Regions from separate parts of the Homo sapiens genome. Here region 2 is linked to region 1. The links are chromatin loops, found by intact Hi-C in ENCODE. Cell type or tissue: PC-3. All regions are shown on one strand. Each heading gives the region's core, and the rest is flanking DNA. Links, peaks and the distances in the headings are about the cores only.

Region 1 (8,000 bases), core at 1-8,000:
GCTGTCCTTGGCCACAAATTAGTCCACACCTTCTTTTTCCTAAACCAGGTTTCTTATTTTTCTGGAGAAAGGATGCTTTCTTCCATTCTCCAAATTTTTTTGATCCAAGTAGATTAAACACTACTAGCGTGTCAGGTAGCTATGGCAATCTTCGGAATACAGGAAAAGGCTGTCCCCTCCCCAGGAAGGAGGGACATGCAGCCTCTTTGTGCCACCAGAGGAAAGGCTGGGCCTTGACAGGGTGAGGCTTGATGATCTGTGGGAATCTGGACAGCACAGGGGATTCAGGGCCCAGATAGAGAGGAGGACAGGCAGGTGGGGGCCGCAGCAGTCTGGGAAGAGGTCCTGGAGCAGGTCCTGGCCATGGAAGGTCCTGGCCATGGAAGGTTTCCATGGGGAAGAAATGGGAGAGGATATCTTACTTAGCTGGAGGGAGTGTGCAGCAGTAAAGATCACGGTGGTAGAGGCCAGCAACCCTGGGTTTTTATCCCCACTCTGCTACTTGGAAGCTTGGGACAAACGCTCCAACCCCTCTGAACATGCGAAACAGTGCTGATGTAGCAAACACTGGAGCACAGCTCTAACTGTGGTGGGTGGGGTGCTGTGAGCATTTTGGCAAGATGTACCTATTCCCTATAGCCAGGCTCTTCTCAGCTGCCCCTGCCAGGCTGGCACCTGCTGGAGCAGTTCTCCAGGGTGGCCAAGGAGGAGATTGCAGGGCCAGAGCAGAGAGAGCGGTCACAGGGCAAGCGTACTGGTGCTAGTGGTGCACCCATGACTGCTGCTGTCAGCTCATTCCCACGCCCTGCCAGGCTCCAGGGAATCCGGAGAACTCCATCGGGCCGTCCATGGTTCCCTGGGCCTGGGGTGGAGGTGCAGCATCTCTGGGCTCAGGCAGAATGAGCCCAGACTGGCTGGGTGGTGAAGAAGGTGTCAGGGCAGTGAGAGCTCCTCCAGGTATCTCGGGGGTCCTGGCTGCTGAGGGATAAGCATCTGATTTTCAGGGTTTAGCACAGCCCCTCTCTCCATGCTTTCCCCTTCCCAGACCTTCCTGCTGGCCTGACCATGCCCTGGCCTTTTCTAGCTTCTTGCTTCCACTGCTTCAGACTTAGACATGCCAAGTCGCATACTCTAGGGGCCTTGGGGCTAACTATTGTATCCGACATGCTCACTCCTTCCCTCCAAGCTGCAGCTCCATATTTACCCTACTGAATACAATCTTTTCAACTGCTAGATATGAAAGTTATCCCAGAGAGCATCTGAACTGAACCCCATTTTTCAGATGGGGAAGTTGAGCCCAGAGTCACATGGCGAGGCCCAGGACTAGAACCTCAGCCTCCTGGCCCTGTATACAATGTTCTTTGCGCTGTATCCTGCCACCTTTTTTTTTTTTTGGCCTATTCTCATTCATTCATTCAGAAAATGTTTACTGAGAGCCTGCTGCGGGTCAGGCATTGTGGGAGACACTTTTGCCCTCCTAAACTTACATACAGGGAAGTAGTGCACAAAGAAGAAAATGGGCAGTGACCATGTCGTGTGCAAAAAAAAAAAAAAAAAAAAAAAAAAAAAAAAAGCTACAATAGTGAAAAAAGAGAGGGGCCTGGGGAATGCATTACATGCAACATTGTCTGATGGTGGTGGCAGTCATGGCAGGCTTCCTTAGGGAAATGATTTTCAAATGAAGAGCTGAAGGATGAATAGGAGTTTGCCAGGCAAAAGCGGGCGAGTGTGAAGCCTTGTTCTAAGGGGACAAACGGAACAGCCTTTGAGGCTGGGGGCCAGAGGGAATTGGGAGAACTGGGGGAAGTCCAGGACCCCGGAGGACTGGGAGTGTGAGGAAGTAGGAGATGTGGCTGGAGAGAGACGGGCAGCCCAGGTCAAGAGGGGCCTTAGAGAAAGTTAGATCTAAATAAGAGTAATGGGGAGCCATTGAAGGGTTTTCAGGAAGGCAGTTATGCCCCTAGAGTGAGTGCTTACGGCTGGCAAAGCAGTAAGGCCAAAAACAGAAGGCTGCTGCAGGCCAGAGGGGACAATGAATGGGGGTAAAAGTAGGGTCAGAGAGGGGTGACTGGAAATGGTGGCTGAGGTCAATAGGGGAAGATGCTGGAGCCAGAGGAAGGGAGCTGTCCCACAGGTGGATGGCGTGAGTGGCCTTATCTGTGGGGGCCTTGTCTGTGCTCCTGGAGGGACACCCTAGGGTTGGGCTGTCCAATACAGTAACTGCTAGTCATATGCAACTCATTATATTTAAACTAACTAAAATTAAATAAAATTTAAATTTTAGCTTGTCTGTTGCAACAGCCTGGTTTCAAGTGCTCAGTGGACACTGCAGCTAGGGACTATGGAGCTGGACAGTAGAGAGAAAGAACTTGTACATCCTCGCAGAAAGTTCTATTGGCCAGCGCTGTGCTACGAGCAGCTTCTGGGCCTGCAAAGCAACTTGAGGGGACCATCCTGGGCCTTTCCCTGTGTAGGTGTGTTCTCCCAGGTCTGAGCAAAGGTCTGAGCAAAGGGCAGAGGAGAGCAATGGGTAAGGCAGAAAATTGGGACAGGCAAAAACCTGCCACAGGACAGGAGAATTCAGAGACAAGAGAGGGGAAATGGTTTTGTTACAAAACAATTCTCCAAAATGGAGGTGCAGAAGGTCCCTGTCCTCATGGGGCACACACAGGCATCTGGTGAGTTTGGAGGCCAAGACCAGGATTCTAGCTGGGCTTTGCCAGTCTTGTGGCCTTAGGCAAGCCATGCTACACCCCTGCACTTCAGGTTCATCTTCCATTAAATCTAGGCCCTGCCTCCCTCCTGGGATTGGAGGCAGATCGGAGACTTCACTAAAAGGTGCCATCACCAAAGGCCATGCACAAGACCAGATGAGTGCTCAGGGAGGGCCCTTAGGGATCTGGGGCAGGCAATCTTTGCAGCAGGCAGGACTGGGCCACTTCCTGAAGAATGGGAGAAGGACACTGGGGAGGGCAAGCCTGGTGAGGCACACGGCCTGTGCAATGGCCTGGGGGTGGGACTCCCATGCCAATGGGGAAAGCAGGTGAGGGGGCAGAGACTGCGTGTATGAGGCAGAAGGGAGAGGGAGCTGCAGGGAGGGCCGGCCAAGGGGACCCAGGAGGACAGGAGGCCTGAGAGGGGAGCCAGAGGCAGATCTGAGGGGACCAGCCCATGACGGGGGTTGTGCAGAGCCGGGATTGGAGGATGGCGGGAGCCAGCTCTGTGGGGAACCAGGAGTGTGCTTTCCAGACCTCAGGCCCCAGCTCTTCCCCCATCAGCGCCTCTCTCCTGGTCTGGGACCCTTAACGAGCACTCCAGCTGCCTGTTATTTGATTTGCTTGCTGTGAAGAAAGAAGCTGGAATGTCCCAAATGGAGAAAATCAGATGACACCTAGGACTGGGCAGCCGTGTGCAGTGAATGAGAAGGGAGTGGAATTTAAAAGAGCCAAATGCTGGGCCGGGTGCAGTGGCTCATGCCTGTAATCCCAGCACTTTGGGAGGCCAAGGTTGGTGGATCACCTGAGGTCAGGAATTCAAGACCAGCCTGACCAACATGGTGAAAACCCATCTCTACTAAAAAATACAAAAATTAGCCGGGCATGGTGGTGGGTGCCTATAATCCCAGCTACTCGGGAGGCTAAGGCAGGAGAATTGCTTGAACTGGGAGGCGAAGTTTGCAGTGAGCTGAGATCGAGCCATTGCACTCCAGCCTGGGCGACAGAGCAAGACTCCGTCTCAAAAAATAAAAATTAAAATAAAGAGCCAAGTCCATCTTCTAGGCCCAAGGGGAAGCAGAGGAGGGTCTCAGCAGCCACCTTTAAGGTGAGTTTTGAGAGATGCCAGGTAGACTCCCTAACCCCAGTAATAACATCAGAAACTGTAATAGAAATGTCCTGTAGTTATAGGGTGCATACAGGGGCCAATGCTATGCGTGTCACCACTATATCTCTTTCAATCCTCACAACTTCCCTAAGGGACTGACATTCACACCACCCCCTTTTACAGATGAGAAGACTGATGTCACTGTACCTCCCTCCCACTATCTGTGATTCATTCCTTTGGATGTTAAGGAATCTCCTGGGAGAGGAAGTGGTTGAAACTTCCAAGCTAAAATGTTAAGGAACCCCAGGCAGACTCCTTCATCCCTAAAAATAACAACAATTATAATAACATGTCTCATGTTTATACGGTGTGTGATTTTGGTGCAAAAGTAATTTCAGTTTTTGCCATTGAAAGTAATGGCAAAGAGATGTAGGGGACAGATATAGGGGAGGGATCAAAGCAGCAGCTGAAAGATTGGGGCTGTGGATGGGGTCCTTTAGGACTGAAATGCTGGGATGAGGATGGGAAGAGACTCTTAAAGGGGATGTACATGTGTGCTAGGGTGGGTAACCTGTGCACAGTGTCCTGTGCTGACCACAGCTGACTGGACCTCAGTATATGGACAGACTCTGGATCCAGGTTTCCTCAAATGCAGCCAGCACAAGGTGGTACCAGAGGAGTCAGGGGTGGGATCCAGACCCCAGCAGGCATCTCTCCTTCACCACACCTTCCCCTTTCCAGACAATTAACTAGGTCAGCAGTGGCCCATACATGGCTTGGGTGTGCCCTGCTCTCCATTCCAGGGCCCTCAGCAGACATTATTAATCAATTGCTGCACACTTTCCCATGGAGCTTACATGCAGCCTCAGAATCCTTTTCAACAGTGTTCAGGAAGCTGCTACTTACTAGTGACGGTTGGTGTTCAAGACGAAAAGCTATTTCATAACTCTAGATTTTGTTTTTTTAATAACAGGTGCTTACTATAAAGGCAGGGAGAATTACTAGAGCTCTGCCGCTTCTCCAAAGGTCTTCGAACTAGCAGATAGCTCTGAACAGACTGAGGACCTCAGGAGGCAGCCAACCCTCATAGGAAGGTGGTGGGGAAAACCAAAAGCATCTCAAACACCATTCCATCTGCCCTAAGCACAGCTTTACGGTTTGATAACTCCCAGAAAGATGTCTTTTCCCCTTCTTCTTAATCACTCTAGACTTGCCCCACTGCTCTCTGGAAAGCCTCCTCGAACCACTCCAACCCAATGTGGGCTCTCTCCCTGCTCCAACTTCCTGTTGCTCTTCCTAGGTTGTGCCAGACATTTAGCTCAGAGAAGGAAAATAGACATAGCATGTGTTGTTGGCTTTCCTTATCCCAAACGGTAGCAGATACTACTCATCGCTCAATACACTCTTTCCCATTCAGCCTAGGTAGGCCTCGGAATCCTTCTCGACACAGTCCTCCAGTGGCACGGAGAACAGCAACCCAGGCTGCCGCTCCCGTCCATTAGAGTCAGTGCACAAGAGGAAATCCATTTGCCATTCATGGTTCAACCCAACCACATTGTACAACGGTCTCTCCATGTGACCACACATGACCCGATGACAGCGATAGAGGCATGCTGTCTTGGGTCCCTTATTAATTCTAGCCCAGGACTTTGCACATAATACGCAGCTCTCACAAATTAGCTGTTGATGTAAGGTCCCCCTGTTAGAGGCTGGGGAAGGTTTATTAGTCAGCTCTCCTCGCAGCGTCCCCGGCCCTGGACCCAGCAATAGGCTCAGCATTTGCTCAGGGGGTGTTTCTCAGCAACCAGCAGAGGATGAGATGATTGACTTCTGTGTGTCCAGGCTGCATGCCTTGTCCTGGCTGGGAGAGCAGGAAAGGCTCAGTGATGTGTTCCCCACTGGGCAGAGAAGCTGGGGGCACCCACCCCCTCCCATCCTCTACTCCCAAGGTCAGGAGCTTCATTTTTACCTGCCCCAGCTGGCTGCCAAGGTTTTTCTTTACAGAGTCGGGGGGTGGCAAAATGGTGAAGCAGGCAACACCATAGCATTTGAACCCCTGCCACTAACTGTGTGACCTGAGCCTCAGTACCCTAATCTGAAAAATGGAGATGATGACATCCTCCTTACAGGGTTGTTGTAGGATTAAATGAAATCATTTGGCTAATGGCAACTGTAACCATTGCCACCTCGCTCATCATTGGAGGAGGTAATATGGGGCTTCATGCACCTTGTCTACAACTTTTATTAGTAGCTGATATTTATTGAGTTTACGCTGTGTATTGAGCTTACACTTACACTGTGTACCAGGGACTATTCAAAGACCTTTACATCTATTGATTCACTAAATCCTCACAATAATCCTATGAAGTGGTTACTATTGTTACTATTCCCTTCTTACAGAAGAGAGAATAGAGGCACAGAGAAGTTAAGCAAATTTCCCATGGTCACACAGTAAGTGAGTAGCATAGCTAGGCCTTGAAATCAGGCAGTGTGGCCCAGAGCTGGCATCCTCAGCCACTAGGATGTACTTGTCTGTATGAAGTACCATACCTCTCTAACTCTGCTGAGGCCAGTCAAACCAGCCAGGGGCTGGGGATCTGTTCAGTTTGGTTTGGCTCCCAGAGGCAGTGTTTACTGAACTGCCTTGGCGTCAGGGCCGTGCCACCATCTTTGTTGTAAGAAAGACATTATGAGAGTTGCTAATTACATCAGGCCTTGGTGATGAGTACTCTGAGGGAAGCCCTTGTCCAGTCTTGGCCTCTGGAATGCTTGGGCTTCCCAGGGTGGATGGGTTTGTTCTTGTCTCTCGGACTCTGAACTGGCCACTAGGAAGCATAGCAGCAAATCTAGGGTTCAGCCAGTGGCAAAGGCTTTTGTATGAGCCTTGATCCCAGATCCTATTTGATCACTCTGCCTTTGCTGTTCTTCTACCTTACTGTATACTGTCTGTCTGTCTGTTTGTATCAGCTGCCTGAATGCTCCCTTTTAGAGCCAGAGAGGGGTAAAAGATCTGAAGTAACTAAACATTTTAAAGTTACTCTCCCCTCCTTCTCACTGATCCAGATGTCCTCAAAGGCTTGCCCTTGTACGGGTGATGCTGGTTGCATTAGAATCGCCTGGGGAGCTTTCAAAACACGCCAGGCCAATTGTTCCCAATACCTGCTGCAGATGTCTGTGGGTAGGGCCTGGCTGTAAGTGTCTAACGAGCTCCTCGGGTGATCGTGTTCTGCGGCTGGACCTGGCAGGCCCTGAGAATGAGAGAGAGAGAGAGAGAGAGAGAGAGAGAGAGACAGAGAGTCTGTGTGGCCCAGTGCCTGGAGCTCCCTGTACAGTGAAACCCAGACCCCCTTACCCGGGTCCCAAGCAGTGCTCAAGGGGCTGAGGGGCAGTGATGAAGCTCACGGTGAGATGTCAACAAAAGTCTCCGTGTGCACTGGGAGGTTTGAAGAAGGGCAAGCAGCAGGCTTTTTGCTGTTGTTTTCCAAAAACAAAATCAACTGAGGTTTGCCCTCCAGGAAGCCTCAGAAGTCCTTCTCCCACCTCTTTGGGTTGGGTTCTGCCCCTCCCAGAAACAGTCTATTGAGCCCTCAGTCAGAGGGAAATCAGCAGGCTTCTCCAAGGGAAACTGAGGCCTGGGTCTGGGGAGACTAGGGTGGATGGGGTCACCAGCTGCGCTGGGTGTTGTCTGGGCCACTGGCAGGCCCCAGCAGCAGCCCCTGCTGACACTCCCGCTCTCCCAGCCACAGCCCTGGGTGTGGGGCCTCCTTGCAGAGATGCTGTCTGTGGCGGAAGGGGTGGGCCTGCTGGCAGGGGGTGCTCTCCTGGTCCTTCAAAGAGCAAGGGCCAGCCAAGCACAAAGGGGCAGAACTGCCTGCCAGAGAGGCTGGGCATGGCCTTTGAGGGGACACTGGGCCCCTGTCTCCCTGCCTGGCGGCTATTGTAGGTTTTCCTGAAACCCCACATGGCTGGGGCCCACGTAGGCTGGGCCTCTGCCTCCTTGGCCCTTTCCCATCCTCACTCCCACCCCAGCCTTGCCTGCCTCCTCAAGTCTGGGTCATTCTCCTTTGAGCATTCGTCCAGGCATTTCCCTCTGCCCACACGCTCCTTCCTCCTGCCCACCACCCCCTCCCTTCAGGCGCTTCGGTTTTTTATCCGCTCTTTGGGTTGCAGCAGGAGAA
Region 2 (8,936 bases), core at 477-8,476, 58 kb after region 1:
GCACAGCAGCCATGCATAGCTGGTGTTGAGCAGGTGTTGAAAGCGGGCATGAGGGAGACACAGCTCCAGTGTGCCAAGATACAATCTTCTTTACCCCCTCATACCGCACTGAGCCGTGCTTCCAAGCACCTGCCTTCTGCTGAAGAATGAGAAAAATAATTCTGAGGAACTCAGCCACTTCCTGCTCAACCCTTAGCCTTTCAGGTTCTCATCAGCTGTCGAGACACCATTTCCCTCTCTCCCTTTCATTCACCCAGAATTACAGCTGGGTGGGGGAGGGGCACGGGGGTGGCCTGGCGCCATCTTCTGTCGGGTTGTCGTTCCTCTTGCCAGGGGCTGGGCATCACCCTCCATCCCCCTGGGCAGAACCTGCAGCCAGGTCCCCCATGCCCTCCTTGCCTGTGGCCTTCTGCGGCCATTTTCCTGAGCCCCAGGCTGCTATCCCCCATTCCAAGGGATGTGGGACTCTGGCATCAAGGGAGCTGCAGGGATGGTAAGGGGATCTCCTGTCCCTCTGCCTGCTCAAACTGTCTCACCAGAGCCATCTCCACGAGGGCTCCAGGCCCCAGGCATATACCCTTACCCATTGCTAGCTAGGCTGGCGAACGGCTTCCCTGGAAACACAGGACTGCATCGGGAAGGAGAGGAGGCTGGAGGAACTTTAAGGTTTTGTTGGGAGGAGAAAGGGAGAATGGACGCAGAGGAGGTAACCAAGAAAGTCTGCTACTTAGGCACACCCTCCTGCGTCCACAGAGAGGAGTAACCCCGGCTGCTGGGCATCTGAGCCTCCCCCGTCCCACCAGCCCTCAGGCACTTGCCAAACAATGCAAGGAGCAAGGAAGTGAAGGGGGCACCTCCAGATTGAAAGCAGGGGTTAGCCAAGGGCAGAGTGTCAAGAAGCCCCTGGAGCCAGACCAAGTGCCCCGCCAGGCTGCCAGGTGTGAAGTCCACTTCCATGGAGTTTACAGGAAGGTGGCCACTCAGGTTGCTGTCAGGTGGCTCCAGGGGTGGCAGTGGCATAGCTAGTAGTATGGAGTCCTCTGGGGACCTCCTGGGGCCAGGGCATGAACTAAGCTGGAGGGGATCTTACTGGCTCCTGTCCCTTCCTTGCTCGTACATTCCAGTCTCTCTGCCAACCTTAACAGCTGAATGGGGATGGGATAGAGAGCTGCAATCAATGCTAGTCCCCATGCCTGGTATGAGATGTGTCTGGGGAGTCCAGGACACCCAGCCTCTCCACCTCCGTCTCTGCCACTCCCCAAGGCTAGACTCAGTCCTGCCTGATTAGTTAGAAAAGGGTCCTCCTGCTTCGTCTACTTGCTTCCCCTGAGTCTCACCTCCAGGTGGCTCTAGTTTCCAGGATGACTAATAGGTTCCATATCATGTGCCAATTTCTGCTGATTGATAGTGGCTGTGTTGCAAAGAATTGTGAAACCTTGTCTAGGCTCATTAAGGAGCTGTGATTGATTATCAGTGTCAGCCATGAGTGCAGGCACAGAGACTGTAGGTGTGTGTGATTTAAACTGCTGCCCACTTCTCCCAGGACCTGTTATACCCCATCAACCTGGGCTGGAAAGGTCTGGGGGTGTCTTGTGGCCGAGAGATGTCATCATAGGACAGATGTGAGCTGTGGCGTGCTGGCAAACGCTTAAGAAGTGGCTCTTGGGGTAAGGTGGGGCTGCTTTGTAGCTTTTGCCAATTTCTGTGGTGTGAATACTCCCACCATGGCCAATTTCCAGCTGCCAGTGTGAAGTCACTGGGCGCCAAGTTAGGAAGAGATGCCCACAGTTGGCTCTTGCAAGACTGCACAAGTTGGCTCTGAGTAGTCAGACATTTTTCCTAAGAAATGTAAAGCTTCTCAAAGCTTTGCTAATGGTGGGCTGTTCTGTGAATAGCACTAGACCAGGATTCAGGATCATTTACCAGCCATGAATAATAGGCAAGTTGCACCCTTCTCAGAGCCTCAGTTTTCTCATCTATAAAATGGGAGTTGGGTTGTGGTGAACTGTGATATAAGGAAGTGCTTTATCAGTCACAAAGCATGATTTGTCAACCATGCTCCCGGGACATCAAATAAATTCAGTTGGTCTACCCAGAAATCTGCCTCAGGCTTCCCTAGAAACTCAGGGTTTGGGCCATAGGGCTGTACGTGACAGGGCTTGAGTGTTCTCTTTGAAGTTAACCCCAGAAGACACAGGCTGCCTTAAAGCTCACCGGTGTCCCTTCACAGGCCAGTGAAGGGACTGCCTTAAAGCTCACCAGTGTCCCTTCACAAATTGCTTTTCATGGTTTTTAAAGTTACTCATGTTTCCCTTCTTCACTGCTCTTTGAGGCAGAGGCTGTTCCTTTTATTTCTCCATGTGCCTCCTTCAAGCTTCGGGGGCCCATGGTCCCGGGAGGCAGGCAGACCTGGGGCCAAGTACCAGCCCAGTGATGCATGTGTTCTGCAGCCTTGAACGCACCATAAACTCTCTGGGCCTCAGGTTTTTCATCTGTAGAGTGGGAACAATAACCAACAATACTTCACTGGGTCATTGGGCAGACCGAGTGAAATAAGGGTCTTAGCATAGCGTCAGGCACAGAGTACATACTCTGTAGATGAATAACAGACAAATTACTATTTGTCCGAATGAGGTCTTGGGTGGAGGTGGAACAGGCCAAACTGTAGAAGAATGGGATCCCAAGAGTTGGCAAACCACAGGTCGGTGAGGCCTGGGCCACGGGTAAGGGCGTGCGTCCTAGGGACTGAGGCACGGGAGGAGCCCCGAGGCAGGTCTGGTGCCATTAGTCCAGCATGGGGTTTCTCATCCTTAGCACGATTCACACGTGGACTAGATGAGTCTCTGTGGCAGGAGGCTCTGTGCATTGTCTTTTCAGCAGCATCCCTGGCCCGTACCCACTACAGACCAGTAGAAACTTCCCAGTCGTGAAATCAAAATGTCTCCAGACATTGTCAACTATCCTCTGGGGAGCCAAATTCCCCCGAGCTGAGAACCCCTGCTCCAGCAGGCAGAGTGTAACCAATATCATTAGTCACCCAAGGTCTGAGGGGAGCCCGTGATGCACAGCACCTGTCCTGGCAGAGATGGGTGGGTCGGGCATGTGGCAGAGCTGGTGGCAGGTGGTCAGCTGCAGGCACCAGGAGGCATGGGTGGGGGCTAGGACCCCAGCTTCTAGGAGCCCAGCGGTCAAGCAGGGTCAGAAGATGGTTCAGATGACACTGAACTTGGGAGCACCCTGCCACTCTTGATGCCCCCTGTCCAGGACCAGGACTGGATCCAGCGACTGGGTGGCACCAAGTCCAGGGTCGAGGGGGAGGGGACTTACCTGACCACTTTAGAAGGGGCTGAGGGCCCAGCCGCCCCTTCCACCCCTGAGAACTTCATGACCTCCAGCCAGGAGAACACAGGCTTTGCAGCAAGAGAGACCAAATTCAAATCCAGGCCCTACCATATGGAAATAAAAGTTAAACAATCAACTTAAGCCAGGCATGGTGACTCATGTGTATAATCCCAGCACTTTGGGAGCCCGAGGCAGGCAGATAGCTTGAGCTCAGGAGTTTGAGACCAGCCTGGGCAACATAGTGAAACTCCATCCTTACAAAAAATACAGAAATTAGCCAGGTGTGGTGTGTGGTCTCAGCTACTCGGGAGGCTGAGGTGGGAAGATTGCCTGAGCCCAGGGAGGCTGAGGCTGTAGTGAGCCGTGATTGCACCACTGTACTCCAGCCTGGGCAACGGAGTGAGATACTATCTCAAAAAATAATAATAAATTAAATTAAATTAAATTAAAATTTTTTAACCTTAAGAATCAGATGCCATCATCTAAGAGCAAGGTGACCACCTTAGGCAGGTTGCTTAACCTCTAAGCCTCAGGTTCCAAGTCTATGGAAGGGGTGATAATGCCAACTTCACAAGGTTGTTATAAAGACAAAGTGCGGTGTTATAGTTACCATGCTTAGCACTGTGTCTATGTCTGCCGCATAATGAGCACTCAGTAAATGTCGATTGAATGAATGAAGGAATGAAAAAATGAATCCTCCTACAGCAAACCTTTCTCCCTTAAACCCTCATGTTTGTTTTAGTTCTCATCACTGGAATTTCTCCAGCTTTCTAACATAGGAAACTGTTGGCTTCTCAGCGGGAGGAAATGAGTTATTCATCTCTGTATCATCAGAGCTTTGCATCAGGCCTGGTAGATAATAAATGCTTAAAAAAATGAAGTTTTCCTTCCTCAGAGGACAATGAGTATACTTTATTCATCTTTAGAGAGCCACAGCCCAGCACAGTGACTCACACAGTAGGCATTGTTAAGTGTTTGTTGAATGAACGAACATACAAAAAGTGGTTGAAAAAGGGCACGACCCAGAATGCTACCCCAGAATTCTTCATGGGGGTCCATCCCTATGTGTCCATTTTGGGGAAGCATGGCCGCCTTGCTCGGAAGAGGTGGGTCAAACCCCGGCGGAGAACGGTAGTGGCCTCAGCAGGAAGCTGAGGCAGTGCGTGACAGACATCAGCAGGGAGGTCTCAGGCAGAATGTCCCCACCCTGGATGGCTGTTGTGACCCTCTCCTGACAGCCCTGCTTGCGGGCTGCTTAGCCCACCTGAGGGGGCTGGGACAATCTTCATAGTTCTCCCTGCTGCAAGAAACAGGTTCCTCCTGAGGAAGCAGCAGGTGCATGGGCGGAGTCCAGGTGTCTTCCTCCTCTCTCAAAATGTGGTAGTACGGGCAGTACCTCAGCAGGATCAGCATGAGATATGGTGTGCTCTGTTAGGAAGACCCCAGGATGGGGAGTCAGGAGACTGAATGCCGGTCTCACCGCCATCACCTGCCCACAACATGGCCCTGGATGGTCATGAATCTCCCTGGGCCTCTCTCTCTCCATCTGTACTGTGGGGACTTGGTAATGCCTTGGAGTGACTCCATCCTTTGGTGCCTGGCCAGGGTAATGGGCACAGCCAAGTGGCCCACATGGGAGAGCAACTAGTGACATCAAGGCACTGCTAGATTTTGCAAAGCCATCAGCTCCCCAGCATCTTAGAGCTGCCAGGCATTGAACACAGCATCAGGGGAAGCATCTGCTTGGAAACCCAGGGCTGTCCCAATGCAGGCCTGTTTGATGAAAATTGGCAGGGGCAGGACGGGAGTTGGGTTTTCCAAGGCACCTGAAGATTTTCCAGTGGGTCTCATGAAGACCATCCCTAACAGGGGAAAAAAGGTGTGTGAGAGAGAAAGTCTTCTTTTATAGCACCTGTATAGCTCTTCCCCTTCTATGGCACAGCATTAGCTCACAAAGAGGATTTTCCTGTTTCTGAAATCCCTGTAGGGGACAGGTATGGGTAGTGGCAGCCTGGCTGAGCTTGGAAGAGCCAAATTCCCTTGCATAAGACAAAGGTGCCTGTAAAAGACAGATGAGAGGGTTGAGTCTAGAGAAGGGGGCTGGAGGCTGACCATAACAGGCATCCCAGGGGCAGGTCTGGAGAGGACTTGGTCTGCAGGCAATTGCAGGGTGGGGGGTAGGTTGCTTTCTGAATGAGAGACAGAGAGAGAGGCACTGTAGAGAAGGGTCCAGAGCTCTACCATTTACTAGCTGCATGGCCCTGGGGAGTCGCTCAACCTTCCCATGCCTCAGTTTCTTCATCCGCAAGGCGGGAATGATAGAACCTATTGCATAATGGAAAACCCCTCGAATTGTGCCTGGCACCTAATAAGGACCATAGAGGTGTATGCAGTGACAATGGTGGTGGCAGTGGTGGTGATGTAAAAACCCTCAAAATCTTCAGTAGAATTTATATCCTCCAGGGGTGCACCCAGCAAACTGCTCCTCCTGCTACCCAGCTGAGCCTTGAGTCTTGTGCCAGCTACCTGGCTGCATCTGGTGACACCTATGCAGCCGAGAGTGCTAACAACAGGCCGGGCTGCCCTCAGAGCTCCAGTCTGTGTCACTGGGGACATCTCAGAGCTCTAGCCTGTGTCACTGGGGGCATCACCAGAGCCTGCCACAGTGGGAGCCAGGGCCCCGTCAGGCCTGGCAGGCGCAAGGCATCTGCCCTCCATGTGGCTGAAGCATCCCAAAATTGCCACAGGCTGAATTTTGTCACCAGCCTGCTTCTCATGCAGAGGACATCTCCCCCAGCCAGGAGGCACAGATTTCCCAGCTAAGCTGGCCCCTCTGGCAGGCTGCGCTCAGGGGATATTTTCAGATTCTGGGTGACATTCCTCTGCCACTCAGCCTAATGGCTCCCAGATGCTCCCCCTGCTCTGTGCTCCCTCCCGCTTGTTCTGGGCCCTGCATGCAAGGCCCGGGCCTGGGGCTTGCTCACCCAGGCTCTACACCTCTTGACTTTTTCTGTTGCTTTTAATCTAAAACACTGTGTTCCTCCTTAACGTGATGGCTTGACAGAGGCCAGCATGAAAGAGGCTGTTTCCTCCTGGATGGTGACCAGGGCAGAGAAGCCGACAGATAAAGGAGGAGAGAAGGAAGCCGGCTCTGGGAATGGGAGGAGCACGGGGAAACATAGGAGCCTTTATTGGCCGAGCATAAAAGAAGCAACAGGAGTCGCAGCTGAGTTAACGTGGCCAGGGCACTAGGGGCCGGGCAGACACACCAGGCCCAGCTGGGAATCACCGGGAGGGTGGGGTTTCGTGGCTCATGTTCCGCAGAAGCGCCTTTCCTTCCCTATCTTTCTGGGACTGCTTTTCTAAACCTTCCCTCCCGCTCCCCACCCCTATTCCTTTTTTCTCCCTCTCGGAACACTTGAATTTGTCATTCTTGGCTGTTGCCAGTAATGAGATAGGGCTGCTGCTGCGGCCGTGGGAGGGAGGTGGGGAGTGGACACCAGAAAGAGAAAGGAACAGAGAGAGGCATGGAGGAGGGTGGGGCCGGAGCCCGAGAGGGGGCTTTGAGAAAGAGGCTGTGGGTGGCAGACCCTGGAGGGGTGAAGTGCCTAACTCACTGCTAAACAGAAACCAGGACGGGCCAATGGGCCTCAGGCAGGGTGCACAGTGGCCATCCACGCCCGCCCCTGCCTGCCTGCTGGCCCTCCCTGACGTGCACAGTGAGGACACGGGCATGCTAACGGTCCTCATCTCTACGGGATCTGTTATTTCCGCCTTTCTCAGTGTGCCTCGCTGCCCACTGTCCCGTGTTCTGCAAAGCAGCCTTGTACACAAGTTCAGGCAGGTCCCGTAGAGCCCGTTTTGTGGGGTGGGAAACTGAGGCAGAAGGGCCACCGGCAGGTCCCCAGCAGGGCTGAGCCTGGGGCCTAGACCTCTGGATTTCTCATCCAATTATGAAAATATGGAGATGAAATAAAGGGGGAAGAGATTATATTGGTGAAAGTAGGCCAGGAAAAGACAAACTTCGAAGACCAGATGGAAACCCCTCCGCTGATGAATCCTTGGACACTGCTTCCAAGGCGGCCTCCCCACCGCCCCCTACAGCAATGACACTGACCCAGGCATTTTCTCTCTCTCTTTCAGGACCTCCTGTAAGTACTCAAGCCGAGGGTCTCGTGCATCTGAAAGGCCTGTGTCACCTGCTGGTAACGGGGTTCTGGGTGGGGGCACTGAAAGCTGGGCCCCTGCTGTCTTGTTGGGGGCCTATGCAGGCTCCTGAGGGGTCCCTCCAGAATGCCTCTTGTGGGGAGGAGGCTACCATTTTGCTTTTCACCCACTTCTGCACCCCTCCAGGGCAAGACAATGGCTGCCCCCAGGGCAAAGCAGGCCCCAAATTTCAATATGAAAGAGTGGCTTTCCCTCTAATTAGCTCAGTTCCTTTGTCCCCAAAGAAGCTATTGGAGTCAAAAAAAAAAAAAAAAAAAAGCACCAGGTATTAGAAGAAAAGAAATCATCTCTCCTCAGTTCTGCCCCTTGAAAGGTCCCAGAAAACAGGTCATCGAGCTGGCTGCAAGCATGGTCTGCTCCAGGGGACTCACATCCACACCCCTGAGTGGGGCAGCTCCATTCTGGCCACTTTGGGCAGGTGGTGGTGGTGGCGGCGGCAATGGTTATGTAAGAGAGAGCGGTGTCAGCCGGTTAGACTGGGAGACAGCACATAAATTATAGGCATCATGCCGCACTCCTTCCTGGCCTTGCTAGGAAGCCCAGGGTGGGGCAGGGAGTGGAGCCACTTCCAGAGAACCTGAGAAGAGCCCAAGGAGACTGCCTCCCTCAAGTAATGGATCCAGAGAACAGGAGCACCTGCCTTTGATATCCCAACAAAAGACCAGAGGGCGCTGGGGGAGCTGGAGATAGGAATTGAAAGGGCCCAGCCCTCGCATCAGATCTTTCTCAAGGTTGCTGAAATCAACCCTATCATCATCCCTTCCTTGGAGAAGTCATTTCCATAGTTGTTTTCCTCTTGATGTGTACCTGTGGGAGCCGCCTGCTTCATTTTTAGTAAAGGCCATTATCGAAGACTCCATTTGTGCCCTGAAAGGCCCTTGCACCCACACTGAGGATCCCATGGCCCCTGACACATCACAGTGAGGCAGGACCTGTCATGTCATTACTTGAAAGGAAGGATAATGTATTATGGCACGTTTGGTGTGTCAGATCTTAATTCCTATCATCCATCTTCCAAAATAAACTCTGCCATATAGAGCTTTCACCTGTGGGAAATGTGCTGCTTTTCCCTGTCTCATTCTGAGGAAGCCACAAGAGCCCTCAACTGCCCCCACCCTGCCTTGGGGCCTCCTGCACACACCTCACCCCCAGGGGCAGGATGCTGCAGCCTCCTGCACACACCTCACCCCCAGGGCCAGGATGCCAGGACAGCTCTGAGTCCCTGCCTGACTTGAGGGTCCTTTCCTCAGTAGGAATTTTGCATTCTGAGAGCTTGTGCTGGCCCGACCCAGGGACTGTTCCCAGACCCCTTTGGGTCTGTGCTGAAGGAGCCCATGAGGTGGAGGGGATGAGTCTTCACTCAGTCT

Evidence for each region. Peaks named below come from ENCODE experiments on the same cell type or tissue, not always from the same donor. Only the 100,000 strongest peaks of a DNase experiment are listed, where the experiment ranks them.
Region 2: it touches region 1 in a loop (5-fold over the local background); 6 of 110 quality-filtered maps call a loop at or near these places.

What each region holds. Positions count from the first base shown.
Region 1 is chr10:69,803,270-69,811,269 of GRCh38, forward strand. All of the region lies in intron 1 of COL13A1 (collagen type XIII alpha 1 chain), which reads left to right. It overlaps LOC105378347 (a long non-coding RNA gene), which reads right to left. Exons shown (of 3, transcript XR_946039.3): 2 at 6,982-7,070; 3 at 5,606-5,683. Among named protein-coding and RNA genes, the nearest start is that of COL13A1, 5.4 kb to the left of the region's middle. RefSeq lists an enhancer at 3,504-4,703. In PC-3, for the core only: no CTCF peak of the experiment used is centred there; a DNase peak (open chromatin) is centred at 4,042; H3K4me3 peaks cover 4,295 bases; H3K27ac peaks cover 852 bases.
Region 2 is chr10:69,860,313-69,869,248 of GRCh38, forward strand. It overlaps COL13A1 (collagen type XIII alpha 1 chain), which reads left to right. Exons shown (of 41, transcript NM_001368882.1): 3 at 7,486-7,493. Among named protein-coding and RNA genes, the nearest start is that of COL13A1, 63 kb to the left of the region's middle. RefSeq lists enhancers at 239-944, 6,545-7,528, 7,529-8,512. In PC-3, for the core only: a CTCF peak has its summit at 1,337 (motif pointing right); DNase peaks (open chromatin) are centred at 1,349, 3,499, 4,259, 5,329 and 1 weaker place; H3K4me3 peaks cover 1,062 bases; H3K27ac peaks cover 8,000 bases.